Regions from separate parts of the Homo sapiens genome. Here region 1 is linked to region 2. A link is a contact called in ENCODE Hi-C data. All regions are on one chromosome and are shown on one strand. Each heading gives the region's core, a stretch centred on a gene start or an enhancer-like site at or near the end of the contact. The rest is flanking DNA. Distances are from core to core; before and after follow the strand shown.

Region 1 (6,821 bases), core at 1,110-3,609, 460 kb before region 2:
GCATGGTAGAAGGTTAGTCTTTGCATGTACTCTAGTTCACAGCCTTTTCTAAGAGGCTGAGGCCAAATTGAATTTATCTGGGAACCTGCCACATCTATAAATGCTACATAGGGTAATAAATGGGCCATTGGCTTCCAAGAATCAGTGACAGTGCACTTTAGTTCCTAATTTAGAGTTCATGAAAATTATCCCTTGACAAACAGATTGTGAAAAAGGAAACCCTATTAGATGGATTCATCTGTTTTTTTTTTTTGAGATGGAGTCTTGTGCTGTCACTCAGGCTGGAGTGCGGTGGTGTGATCTCACCTCACTGCAACCTCTGCCTCCCTGCAACCTCTGCGTTCTGGGTTCTAGCAATTCTCCTGCCTCAGCCTGCTGAGTAGCTAGGACTACAGGCACTAACCACAACGCCTGGCTAATTTTTGTATTTTTTGATATAGATGGGGTTTCACTCTGTTGGACAGGCTGTTCTCAAACTCCAAGTGATCTGCCTGCTTCAGCCTCCCAAAGTGCTGGGATTACAGGCATGAGACACCACGCCTGGCCTGCCTTTTGACAAATGTAAGCTGTTGTTTCCACAATGATGTGGGAGTGAGTCAAGGTGGGGGATGGATGGATGGATGGATGGATGGATGGATGAATGAATGAATGCATGCATGAATGAATGAATACAGATAACAAGTGTTTTTGTCTTCAGAGGAAGAGGCAATGTCAGTCTGTCCCACCCAGTAGACTTGGCTTCTCTGCATGGGGGCTACATCTTAGTCATTATTCTACATCCTTGGCATTTGGAATGGTGCTGGCACAGAGCTGGAGAGGGCTTTGAGGAGATGCCCTGGTACAGTCCTTGGGAAGGGGCCAATTCTGGGATAGCCGAGAAGAGAGAGGAGCATGGCACCCAACAGAGTGATGAACGAAGGCGGAAGTTTACGACAGTGTTCACCCAGTGAGGGTTGCACTCCCTCACTGGGTTGTGAAGTCATTTGAATGAATGGTGACCAGCATTTTTAATAAAATGGAAGAAGTTAGAAAATGTCAGTGTGTCTTATATAATATAGTTTTTTTTTTTTAATGTAACCTTTTTTTCAGGGTTCTGTACGTACAGATGTATGTGTGTGTACTGGGTTATAATGCACATGGATTTCTTGTTGAGGGTTATGGTAAACAGAGTTTGAACTCAGGCACTTCAGGAGAAACACAGATTAAAGTCCTCATTTAAAGAAGAATTACTCTTTTCCAGGTGTGCAAAGCACTGTGGCGGGTGTTGGTGGGCTGGGGGGAAGCAGAGGTAACTGGCAGAGCTCTCCCTCCTCAGGTGCTGCCTCTCTCTAGAGTAGCCTGGGGCTTGGGATTCCTGTGGACAGCTTCAGGAAGAAATGCTCATTCCTTCACCCTGTGGTCTCCACAGGTCTGGAGGAGACTTCTGTGCTGCTCACCAAGAGAAGGATGTCGTGATTAAAGCACAGTCCTCTCTCTGTCCACCTTGCTTGGCTCTCCTTGAGGGAGCAGGATGAATAGCTTACCTGATGAGCAGAATCAGGAAGAGTCTGACACCCAAGGGCCATTTGACAAGTGGATGGGGCCACTGCATTGAAGAAGGCAGGCCTGGAAACCAGCTGCTGGGGTCTCTTGGAAGCTGAGATTAAGGAATCGTTTAGAGTTCAGAGGCCTCTTGCAGCTGTCATGATGGGGTCTCGTGGTCTGGATTTCTGGATTTCTGTAGGGATGGTATCACCTATAGGAGGAAGCCCCATTTGGACCTCACACTCAAGATCCTTCTCCAGCACAGTCTACCAAGGAGTCCCATGCTTGAGGGGAACAGGAAGGGGATGCCGAGTCCTCATGGGCTCCATAAGAGGATGATAGTCCTCGTTAGAACCATCAGAGGACGATACTCCCTACCTGCCAACGAGTACCAGTGGGAGTGGTTGTTGGGCCAGTGTCTGATACTTTATTGCTGGCCATCAAATTTGGACTTTGTGAACAGCAGAGAACCTTTTTGCACAGCCAGGGGGATGGATGTGACTCTGATGACATGATAAGGAATTTCTTTCATAGGGCGCAGTGGGCTTCAATGTCAGGGCTGAGAGGCTGGAAGTGGCTGCAGTGTGCCCAGAAGTGGAGCAGTAGCCAGTAGTGACCTACAGTTACTATTCCATTACTGATCTGTGAGGGTGTTTAATTGCTACTGACATTGTTCGGATTTTATGGAAACTAGATTTTCAACTTTGCCATCCATCTGGCTTACAAAACTTGAAATGCTCCAGATGTGACTTTGTATCTTAATTCCTTTTCACCAACCAGAAGGTGGTGCTGTCGTGCTGGCAACCAATCTACCTTTCCAACGCCAAGTAAAACATTGAAATGCTTATTCATGCTAAGTAATGTGGACAGACTTAGCATTCGGATTCGACAGCGTACCTCTCCTGTAGTTGTGGGGAAGCCTTTAGAGTCCGGAGCTGGAGAAGCCTGGCAGAGGGGCCTTGGTTAGGCACTCGCTCAGGGCCACCTTTGCACTCACGGTGAAGTGACACTTTTATAGGAGTCAGGGCGAAGATGTCTGCTGAGTGCTGCTTGATCTGTGTCCAGTCTTCCATGAAACAGTTAAAGAATTATGACTAGAGATGAGAGAAGTTTCTGTAAAGAGAAAATGTTTTTTCTCTCGTTTCTTGCAGGGAAAGATCTCTACCTAGAGGAAAACTCATGAATCCAGTTTATAAGAAATACTTATAAAGTAATCATTAGTAATTAAAGTGATTAATTGAATACTCAACTAGTTGAAATATCCAAACAATCTCTCGAGTTATTTTAGCCGCTTGAAGGAAATAAAATCGGTGGTGTTTGATGTAACCTGAGTCCTTAGCTCCAGAGGTTAAAGTGGAGAAGAGAAAATTCATTTTACCAGGCTGGGGAGAATTCAGTGAGGTTATGAAGGTAAAGTTCTCGACATAGTGCCTGGCATTAGCTGCTCGGTAAATGTCCACTTTCCCCCCCACATCAGTCTATTCAGAAATCCAGACAATAAAATATCACAGAGTCAAGTTTGTAAAAAAGATGTATTGCTGCATCATGGAGACTGTGTGAGTGTGAAGCTCTTGGTGTTTGTATGATCGGCTTGCAAAATGACAGCATGTCCCTCAGGTAGGGCCATGTTTGTTGCCCTAAGTGACTTGCAGGTCTTCACCTGTCTGTACCTTTTAAACAAGAGACAAAACCTGCTGCCAGAATGATTTTTAGTTGTCTTTCCTTTTCTTTCCCATGGCTTCCTACAGTTGGGTTGCCGTTCTAATTAATCTCTTATCAGTGCAGTCAGGGGTCTCCTTTGGAGCCTCTTGTGGGGGTCCCACTTCAGTAGTTACTAGAGCAGCTTTCTGTTACAGAGGTTAACTTTTGAGTAGGTTCATAAGGAATGTGAGAATTCCACAGGCACAGGAGAAGTTTGCTGTAAGGTGAAGTTGTACTCATTAGGGCTATGGATTTATTCTGACACTCAGTTTGAGCAGCTGGTTTGGGCATGGTTTTAAAAATACAGTCAGTCCTCATTATTCACAGATTCTGTATTTGTGAATTCAGATATTCAATTTTTTGTAACCCACAATTCAGTTTTCACGTGCTTTTGTGGTCATCCCCAGGGATATGCAGGTTGGGAAAATTTTGTATTGCCCAACATGTGCTTCCAGCCAAAGCTGAAGGAGACTGCACTCTGCCTTCCAGTTTCTGCTCTTGGGCTGTAAACACGGCTCCTTTTCACAGGCTTTTAGTGCCAGTTTTTTGTTTTGAATTTTTGTCCTTTTTATTAGTGATTTTGCTGTTGAAAATGACCCCAAAGCATAGTGTTAGAGGGATACCCAGTGTTCCTGAATGCAAGAAGGATGTGAGGTGCCTTACAGAGAAAACACGTGTTAGATGAGCTTTGTTCACACATGAGTTAAAGTGCTCTTGGCCATGAGTTCAGTGTTAATGAATCAACAGTATATTAACTAAGATGTCTTTAAACAGAAACACACATAAAACAAGATAATATATTGATCGGTTGATGAACATGTGATCAGAGGTTTGTAGGACCCTAATCTTGTATTTCCCTAGAAACAATGACTCAGCATTTGCTAATTCAGCTTTCATGACGTCAAAAAGAAAAAAATTATGACAGATTTTGTTTAAAAATCTTGATTGGCTTTATTTGCAGTTCTGGAATGGGACAACAACTCATTCCATAAAATAGAATGAGCGTTCCAATGAGCTGGGCAGAGGAGGTTGGTTTTATAGATAGAGAAGGGTTGAAGAAAGCAGAAACAGAAAACAAAAAGCAGATTGGTCATTTCATAGTTGCTTTCCTTGTAAAGGTTAAAGCAGAGGGAACTCAATTTATCATGTCGTCAGGTAAAACTGGCTTGTTTGGAGATTCAGCTGTTTACTCTCATTTGGATTCCCCACAAGGTCATATAGAGAAATTAGTTTCAGCTTGGTGACATGGAACTTTAAGAGTGACTCCATTTCAGTTAGGTCTGTTGGGCCTAGTGCAGGAGCTCAGTCCAAACCATTGACCTCTATACATTTTATTTAACAATGGAGACTTTATAGAATATAGCTGCAAGACTGGAGTGTTTGTTGTTCTCTGCCTTCCTTTCTTCACCAGGGTGTTTGACCCAAAGCCATTAGGAAGAGGATTTCTGGGCTGTCTACTTTTTATTTGCTTTTAAAGGAGAGGTACTCACCTCAGAGCTTCAGGAGAGTCATTCTGGTTCTTGCCTGACAAGAGAAATGCCACAAAAATGGGCTGGCTGCAGGGAGGCCCGGCCACTCCTGGCCCAACTTTAACCCTGGCACAGTGACCGTGGACGGCTCCAAGTACTGGATAGTTAGGCAAATGGAGACATAGGATGGCTACAACTGTTGAATTTGACTTTAATTGAAGATGATGTTGCTTTTTTCTTTTCTTGATAGTTTATTTTCTGCAGATGAATCTCCTTATTGTGGATTACACCCTTGACTTTTCCTTTGTGTGATGAGGTTTGGGAAAACCAGGGATGTATGGTTTACTTTGCCAGCCTGTTCATTTCAGCTGCTTATTAACTTGCATCTTGGCCCCTTTAGAAGGAAGCGGCCTGAGATGGGAGCTGAGTAAAAACAGTGGATGAGGCCGGGCACGGTGGCTCATGCCTGTAATCCCAGCACTTTGGGAGGCTGAGGTGGGTGGATCACGAGGTCAGGAGGTTGAGACCATCCTGGCTAACATGGTGAAACCCCATCTGTACTAAAAATACAAAAAAATTAGCCAGGCGTGGTGGCAGGCACCTGTAGTCCCAGCTACTTGGGAAGCTGAGGCAGGAGAATGGCGTGAACCCGGGAGGCGGAGCTTGCAGTGAGCCGAGATCGCACCACTGCCCTACAGCCTGGGTGACAGAGCAAGACTCCGTCTCAAAAAAAAAAAAAAACAGTGGATGATTTATTTAATTCTTTTGGCAAGTTCTTGGGAAAAGTAACATGTAGAAAATTTGGTTATAGGTGGTGGCTCATGCCTGTAATCCCAGCACTTTGGGAGGCTGAGGTGGGCGAATCACTTAAGGTCAGGAGTTTGAGACCAGCCTGGCCAACATGGTGAAACCCCGCCTCTAAAATACAAAAAAAATTAGCCGGGCCTGGTGGTGCACACCTGTAATCCTAGCTACTCGGGAGGCTGAGGTTGGAGGATTGCTTGAACCCGGGAGGTGGAGGTTGCAGTGAGCCAGGATCGCACCACTGTACACTACAGTTTGGGCTCCATCTCAAAGAAAAGAAAAAGAAAATTTGGTTGAAATCATGGTGAGAACACTCAGTGTCCTTCCTATTAGGCAATCTTTCTTTTCACCTCTGTGCAAATAACAGTATAGTCTTTTCCTGGTGGAGCCTACAATTAAGGAGAGTGTTGCTTTTTAGGTCTGTTGAGTGAACTGAATCTCTGGATTCACTGAGCGGCTCTGTCATAGGCTTGCAGGGCCCCTTTGCAGGTAGGTGATAATGAAGAGAGGGTGCCATGAACAGGAGGGACAGGCTGAGGGAAGGGTCCTGTGTCCCAGCAGAGCACACAGCCTCCATGCCATTGCCTTCCCTCATCTCCTGGAAGCTTGATTCATGGTCCCTGTTTGCTTGCTGTGCTGACCTTCATTTGAATGGAATGTTTGTGCACCCCACCTTGGTCTGGGAATAATTGGGTTCCCTGCCTTGCCATCATAGAAGGGTTGTCCCTTCTGTGACCGCTGCATTGAGGGTTACAAAATACCACATCAGTATTAAGTGCTGGAAACTGATGAGTCTTGGACAACTTCAAACTAGGCATCCTGAGTTTTCCAGAGACATCCTTATCTTTCAGGTGGGAGGGAGTCATCTGTTTCATTTCTTGGGGAACAGCCTTTATCCTTTGATGCATTTACTTCCTCATCTGTAGAGAGGCGCATTTACTAGCTTAAGAACTTAATCCGGATCTTTTTCTTAGAGATCTTCATACTGAAATTCCATTGCAAGATTATCTGTAAGTATTCTGGATAACTTCAGACAAACTGAAACAAGGAAATTTAACACTCCTCATATTTCGTAGTAGTAGTAGTTGTTTCTGTTATAGACTGTTTTAAAATCTGTCATTGTTTAAATCCTTCTCTTTTCTCATGAAATTATATCCCCATTCCTCCCTATTAGATATGCTGGGTTGGACTATAATATTTAAAAGAGAGATTCATCTTGATATACAAAGGAAATAAGAGTTTCATTTTATATGTATGATATTCTGTGTTGCCTGGTAATAGAAAGATTTAGTGGATCTGAACAAGGAAAGACACATAGAAACC
Region 2 (7,467 bases), core at 2,987-5,486:
TGAATCAGAGAGAGACCCTGGAGGAGGAGGCTAGCAATCCTTTTAATACATACTCAAGTTTGACAGCCACAGATCTGGTCCCGTGATTTTTATATGTTCACGTGCATTGCCCAGGAAGGGATCTTTTAAAATGCAAATTCTGGTCCAGTTGGTCTGGAGTGGAGCTCAGAGTCTACATTTCAAACAAGCTCCAGGATGCTGCTGACGTGCTGATGGTGTGGGCACCACACTTTAAGACGCAAAGCACAAGTCCACCTGAGGAAGAAGGTACGCAAAGGGTCTTCACGTGATTGAGTTTGCTGTGAAACCTGCACTCAATATTAGACAGAAAAAGTCCTTACACAGGTCTCCAGCTAAGGTATACCACGGAACTAGCTTCCCATATAAACTGTGTACTTCACACAGAGTAAGTATGTTTTCAAATATATTTCTTAAACAACAATAACAACTATAATTCACTGAGATCCAATTTAAGGACGTCCCATTTGAGAAAACTTTCATTTATAAGTGGATCTTCCAGAATGGAAACAAACAAAAAACACAAAAAACCATATTCATACAACTGTCTGGTTATATTATCTGATTAACTTTACCTCAAACACACTAACCACACCATCTGCTCTTCGTGAAAATTCACCAAGCAGTTTGTTTCCTTTTAAACATTTTCAAAAAAATGGTTCTTATATTTACAAACATTGATTCTCCATTTGTTTTACATAAAGGGAAAATCTCTACAGGAATCTTCTTAGTAAAGAATTCTAGTTTAAATGGAAGGGTCCAGAAATATTGTGTATCTTCATTTTGCAAGTCACCCTTTGAATCAAGTTTTTGGTGTTAATCATTAATCATTGTTTCATATTCCCTATTCATGTAGTAAAATTATGTAATAATTTTTACATATTCCCTATTTCATTGACTCTAAGATGCCATCAATTTCAAGATATAATGTCCTACTAAGAAAGAAAAGTTGCCAACCACATGCTAATTTTAAGATGTCATTCTATCTCACATATGCATCTTAAAAATCAATGAAACACCTTAATTACAAATCAGAGATATGTGCATAGTATTCATTTTCTAGTTAACATTTGTGTCTCTCAAATGTAAAACTTCATAAAAGCATGAACTTTTGTCCATTCAACAATCTATCCCCTATGCCTAGAAAAATGGAACATTTTCAATCAACATCTTTTACATACAGGTGAATATTTTTTAAAGTTCTGATTTTAAAAACCAGTAATGACCTCTTTTACCCTGGAACAAGATACTGCTTGCTCAAATTAATATAAATTCATTACTCTCAATTTGGATAAATTTCCATCTCCAAAGTGTTCAATGTCTCTAACTCTAGATAATTTAAAGTATAGCCTTCTGTTTTGACAGCAGTCATTACCTACATGTCTGTTTCCATAGCACCTTTCAAACGTAACACGCAACTAATAATAAACACCTTACATCAAGAAGCAACTCGTCTATTCAACAAAAAAAAGCCAAATAAACTATTATTAAAAGAAGAGTTAAATGTATAATGTTACAATGTAGGTAACATTGTAACATATATAAATGTTATACGTAGGTAACATATAAATGGTCTGAGCTGAACTTTCTTAACTCGATTTGCATTTTCCCCTATGCAGCAAGACTAGCAAAGTTTGAAATGAAAAGACAACTGCTAACAAATCACACCATGAGGACTACTGGCATATGTGATTACAGGTAATTTTAAGTTTTACCTTTGAATACATCTGCATTTTCCAAATTCTCTAATATAGATATTAGTAAGCAGAAGAAGCTATTTAAAGGGTGATTACACTAGTTTAGATTATACTTAACTAAGACTTATTTCTACACATTATTGTTGTTGCTTCCCAACTCCATTCTAACCTCAATCTGCTACTTGATTCAAGTGTTTAGTTGTCAACATTTCCATTAAACACAGCCAATCTTTCAGACAGAGGGACACAGGTACTAACCTGACCTCCCATCTGAGATTCTAGAATAATCAATGAAAGCGCCACTAACCAAAAGCATGCTTTTTGTACGTCAGACACTTCTGAAAGAAAGAAAAAACAAAACAGGACAAAACTCTCAGCAAAAACTGTCTGTTAAATTTCCTTTTATAATTCCTATTATAATTGACTAGATAACACTGATGTTTGGAGTGGTTCTCCAAGGAGCTGGAACTGCCCCCAAGGAACATTTTTAGTTATCAAAGAGACTGGGGGACACCGCTGGCATTTAGGGTTTGGGGGGCCTGGATCTAAAAGACTTCACACAACACATAGGTGGGACAGATCTGTATAATGAAGATTCGCCTGGTACGAGAGTCTTTCAAATGAACGGGCAGATTAAGCCCACTATAAACTGGCATTACTTTACAATATTTAAAAGTTTTTATAAGAAATTGCAGGGAAACTCCAGTAATGTAGGAGAAAGTAGCAAGGGAAGCTTAAATAGAGTAAGGGAAAACTGTCTAAACATTAGCGATCGTTTCCTCACACCACACACCGTTAACATACAATTGTAGTATCAGAATACTGAGCATATACAAACAAGTGAGATACTGATATTGAACCAAAAATTTTCAACCTTGTTAATATTTTATTAATTATTACCAATGGTAATTGTTAGGAAGCCAGTATTGTCCCTTCGAGTGTGTGACACAAAAAATTCTACAATATAGTTTAAAAATATGGATCCATGGAGGGCTTGTGCTAATATTTACGTATTTATTGAGACAGTCTGTTATTTGTCTTGCCATGTTATCCCTAGTTCAATCTAGGTTGTTTCTCTCTTTAATTCGCAAGAAACAGGTTATGCCAACCTAGGTGTTTTTCCCAACCTCCGTCTGTATCTCTGCTCTTTCCCTGAAGTAGCGGCCTCACTCTGTAGCCCAGGCTGGAGGGCAGTGGTGCAATCACAGCTCACTGCAGCCTTTAACTCCTGGGCTCAAGAGATCCCCTCACCTCAGCCTCCCAAGCAGCTGAGACTACAGGTGTGCGCCACCACACCACGCTAATTTTTTCTTTTTTTGTACAGGTGGGATCTCGCTATATTGCCCAGGCTTGCTCTTGTTTGAAATAGCTCCTCCTAATTTTTTTTAACCAATACAAATGTACTCATTAGAAGCTGGCACAAGCACCCCAGTATATACTGTCTTCCAGCACAAGAGTATGTCCTAGATGTGAATGGTACAGCAACATCTGTCATATACTGTTCTCTATTTCGCCCTTACGCTTCAATCAAACCATCATACTGCTTTTCAAGGATGTGTGTAGGGAGGTCACATTGTTTATGAATTTCATTTCAGGGTAGTAAAGAGGGCTTTATACATGTTTGCTGCAAAGGGGAAGAAGGGACCTTGATTCTGACGAGGTTGAGAACCACTGTTCCCAAGAGTGGAATCGCGTGCTGAAACAAAAATCGAACTTTTAGAGAAGAGTTTCCTTTGCCTAAGGCAAGCCCTGGGCTCCAATATTCCACTTCATTGGGCCTGACACCCCACTACCAGCACACGCCCGCTGCTCTCAGCCCACCTCTGCTTCCAAGCAGGGCCAAACAATGGTTCTTGACCACTTGGGGATCGGGGACCCTTTTAGGAACGAGACAAAAGCCCTGGAAAAACTCTCTCCCAAGAAACCCATATACCAAGCTGCATCCAACTTCAGGGCGCTCCCAGACACCCCCTCTGAAGCCTGGTCGGGACCCCAGGAGAAAAGGGCTGAGGGGAGTGGGAGGTGGGAAGAGGAAGGGGGCGCAGGGGTCCCGGTCCCCTCCCACCGCCTCCTCGCAGTGTGGCTCTGGCCCGGGCGCTCCACCTCTCTGTGCAGCCCCGGCGTGCAAGCGCGCAACTTAAGTGCCCGGCACACAGCAGAGGCTCCATAAACGCCGCTGCCACTGTCAGCAGGGCCAACTCTGCAGTCGAGATGGACACTGAGGCGGCCCCGGGGTCGCGCCCGGGCGCGAGGACCGGTTGAAGGAGGCACCGGCCCGCGGCCCCGGCCGCCCCGCCCCGCGCGAGTCCCGGGGACGGTGCGGACCAAACGGCGCCGCAGCTGCTGCGGGGACGAACAGGGATGGCTGCCTGGGACGCGGGATGTTCACCAGGCCCGCTCCCCCACCCAGCCCTCGGTCTCGGCCGCTCTCACCCGGCCTCAGCCCCCAACGGCCGCCACCGCCCGCCGCTCACCTCCCCGGCCGCCGCCGCCGCCGCTCCCGCCGCCGCCGCGCGATCTCGCGAGACTTCGCTCCCCTCGGCACTCCCCCTCCTCCCCGCGGCGCGCGCGGACCCCAGGCTAGAAGCGGCTCGGCGCGCTCCCCGGACGCTGCCCACCCCGCCTCAAGGGTCAAGCCCGGCCTCTCTCGCTGCTCGCCCCCGACTCCGTCCCTGCGTGCACTCCGCCCACTCCCGTGACTGGGAAGGGTTAAAGCCCAGGTGCGAGGCGGCCGCCTCCTTCTCACCTGGCCGGCCGGGTGCGCGTGCGCATGCGCATGTCCGGGGCTCGGCCCTGAGCCTCTGCAAAGGCTTGGACGGTGGCGACAAAGGTGACCGCTGCCACCCGTCCTGAGTGCTCGCTGCGCGCCGAGCACTTAACAGCCCCCTTCGGTCCTCACACTGCCCTCCAAAGTGGGTATTACCAGCCTCCCCATTCTAGAGAGAGGAAAAATGGAGGCCTGGCAAGGAAAGTACAGTAATGGCTCCATGTCACACAGCCAGGAATTGGCTGAGCCAGTGTTGGGATCTGGGGTTGTCTGATGCCCAGCCCAAAACCCATTTCTGCACCTCAGTGACAGCCCCCAGGCCCTGTCCCTCTTTCCGTTCAAGGCTCAAGGCGCTGCCTCTCAGCCGCAGTCTTCATTCTCTCCCAACATTCACCAAGGTGAGAGGAGGAGCTCCTGGGAAGTCATTTGCTACAATCTGTTTTCAATGGAGCTGGCGACAGTAAAGTGCTTCTCCCTCACTTTACAAACTTCCCAAGGCCTGTGAAGCCCCTGTGCCACTCCCTGTGCAGCTCTGAAGACTGTGTGACTATTTTTATGCGGTTCTGTCTCCTCCTTAGACTGGTGGCGTTTTGCTGGTAGAGAGCATGATGGAATGGCACACAGGACAGAGAATCAGAATGTACATGATGTTAGCACACAGAAAAGTGTGACTTCTTCCCAGGAGTAAGTCTTAATGAAATAATAATTGTTTGTAAAGAGGAAGGGCTAACATTTATTGCGGGCATATCAAGGTCATACCAATCTTCTTGCAATCCTGGAGGTGGAGAAAGTAGCCTGTTTCCATTGTGAAATAGGATTTGAACCTGGGTCTGAGTCCGGAGCCCAGCACTACCTTGTAGGTAGGTCCTGTTCTGCAAGCAAGCGAGCATGAGCTAGCTCATCTGGGCCGGCTGCTGTAAGATCAGGAGCCCTGGAGGTTCTAGGTAGCCTTCCACCTGCAACAGCGTCTGCATGGGCTTACCCAGCCCACCTGATAATCACATCAATGTCAGCAAGTGCTGGCCTGCCCATGCTCCAAACCTGTCCACTCTCCCCGGAACCAATTGCTGTGTACAGGCCAGAGCATGTGGGTGCCCTTGCATGTTTCAACCTCACTCAACTCACCAGATGGAGGAAGTGGGTGAAGAAGGAAAATCACACCTGCTGGGCAGCTACAAAGTGCTGAGCCCTGCTCCAGGTGCTGTCTATTTATTAATTTATTTAGCCCTCCCAACAACCCTGTATTAGGGTTCTCCAGAGAAACACAGCTACTAGGTTCTAGATAGATGTAGGCTGGGCAAGGTTGCTCATTCCTGTAATCCCAGCACCTTAGGAGGTCCAGTCAGGAGGATCACTTGAGCCTAGGAGTTTTAGACCAGCCTGGGTAACACAGTGAGACCCCGTCTCTACAAAAAATAAAAAGAATTGGGCATGGTGGCACATGCCTGGAGTTCCAGTTACTCTGGAGGCTGATGTGAGAGGATCTCTTGAGCCCAGGAGTCGAGGCTGCAGTGAGCTCTGACTGTGCCACTGCCCTCCAGTCTGGACAACAGAGTGAGACCCTGTCTCTAAAAAAGAAAAAACTATATAGATTCATAAGAGGGGATGTATGATGGCAGCTGAGAAGTCCTACGATGTGCCATCTCCAAACTGGAAAGCCAGGGAAACTGGTGACATAGCTCAGTCGCAGTTGTGGCCCGAGAACCAGGGAATCTGATGGTGTAACTCTCAGTTCGAGGCTACAGGCCTGAGAACTTGGGAGCCACTGGAGCGAGTCCTAGAGTCCAAAGCTGGAGAACCTGGGCTGGGCGCAGTGGCTCATGCCTGTAATCCCAGCACTTTGGGAGGCTGACGCAGGTGGATCACCTGAGGTCAGGAGTTCAAGACCAGCCTGGCCAACATGGTGAAACCCCGTTCTCTACTACAAATACAAAAATTAGCCAGGTGTGGTGATGGGTGCCTGTAATCCCAGCTACTGGGGAGGCTGAGGCAGGAGAATCGCTTGAACCTGGGAAGAGGAGGTTGCACTGAGCTGAGATTGCATTATTGAACTCCAGCCTGGGCATCAAGTGAGACTGTCTCAAAAAAAAAAAAAAAAAAAAAAAAAAAGCTGGAGAATCTGGAGTTCTGGTGTCGAGGGACAGGAGAAGATAGTGTCCTGGCTCCGGAAGAGAAAGAGAGAATTTGTCTTTCTTCTACTGTTCTATCCAGGCCCTCAACTGATGGCGATGAAGGCAGATCTTCCTTACTCAGTCACTGATTCAAACACCAATCTCTTCTGGCAACACCCACACAGACACACCCAGAAGTAATGCTCTACCAGCCATCTGGGTATCCTTTAATCCAGCCAAACGGATGCCTAAAATCAACCGTCACAAATCCCCTGTGGAAGTTATGGTTGTCCCCATTTTACAGATGAGAAAACCAGGAACATAAGAGGTGAGAGGACATGCCCAACAACACACACAGCAACACGCAACGACACACACAACACGCAACGACACACAACAACACGCAACAACACACAGTTGGCAAGTGGTTGGTTCCACCCCAGATCAGCCTGTTTCCAAATGCACAAACTTTGCCTTTCGTGACCAACAAGGCTATTCCCTACCTCAAAAGCCTTTATCTTTATGAAACAGAAAATCCCCAAATCCCCTGAGGTCAGGACTCCAGTGTAAGATGCTGTTATGTTCTCCTCCGGGTGGCCAGTGCCTCAGTGTTCTCATCTAACATAAGAACATGAGTAGGGAAAATTAACCAACTTAATATATGTGAAGCATACGGAAAAGTGCCTTACAAGATTAAGCACTCAGTAAATCAAAGCTGTTATTACCATGGGTGGATTCTTTGTGATATTTTATCCTTTCCTCATTGCCCAGTAGAAATAGCAATTCAAGTAGGAGGATGGGCTCATATACAGAAATAAAATTAGTTTTTAGGCCAGCTGTGGTGGCTCATGCCTGTAATCCCAGCAGTTTGGGA

What was found. Hi-C counts contacts between places; a loop is a spot of excess contacts on that map. Pooled maps may share reads with other maps.
Region 1: a map of A673 shows a loop between it and region 2 (6-fold over the local background). The contact joins the enhancer-like site here to the promoter of MRTFB in region 2. A Hi-C loop is called at or near these places in 2 of 168 maps with a recorded cell type or tissue (A673 and Right ventricle myocardium inferior), 1 of 37 single-sample maps with no recorded cell type and 7 of 50 pooled maps.

What each region holds. Positions count from the first base shown.
Region 1 is chr16:14,524,794-14,531,614 of GRCh38, reverse strand. All of the region lies in intron 21 of PARN (poly(A)-specific ribonuclease), which reads left to right. LOC107984865 (a long non-coding RNA gene) reads left to right here. Exons shown (of 2, transcript XR_001752089.3): 1 at 1-561; 2 at 698-1,038. Among named protein-coding and RNA genes, the nearest start is that of LINC03107, 99 kb to the right of the region's middle. Within about 2 kb of position 2,359, at least 13 of the 41 ENCODE cell types and tissues checked have a DNase peak (open chromatin) inside an H3K27ac peak, as active enhancers do; they include A673, where a contact is called at or near this core.
Region 2 is chr16:14,068,088-14,075,554 of GRCh38, reverse strand. MRTFB (myocardin related transcription factor B) reads right to left here and starts at 4,236. Exons shown (of 17, transcript NM_001308142.2): 1 at 4,190-4,236. RefSeq lists silencers at 3,772-3,851, 3,992-4,461.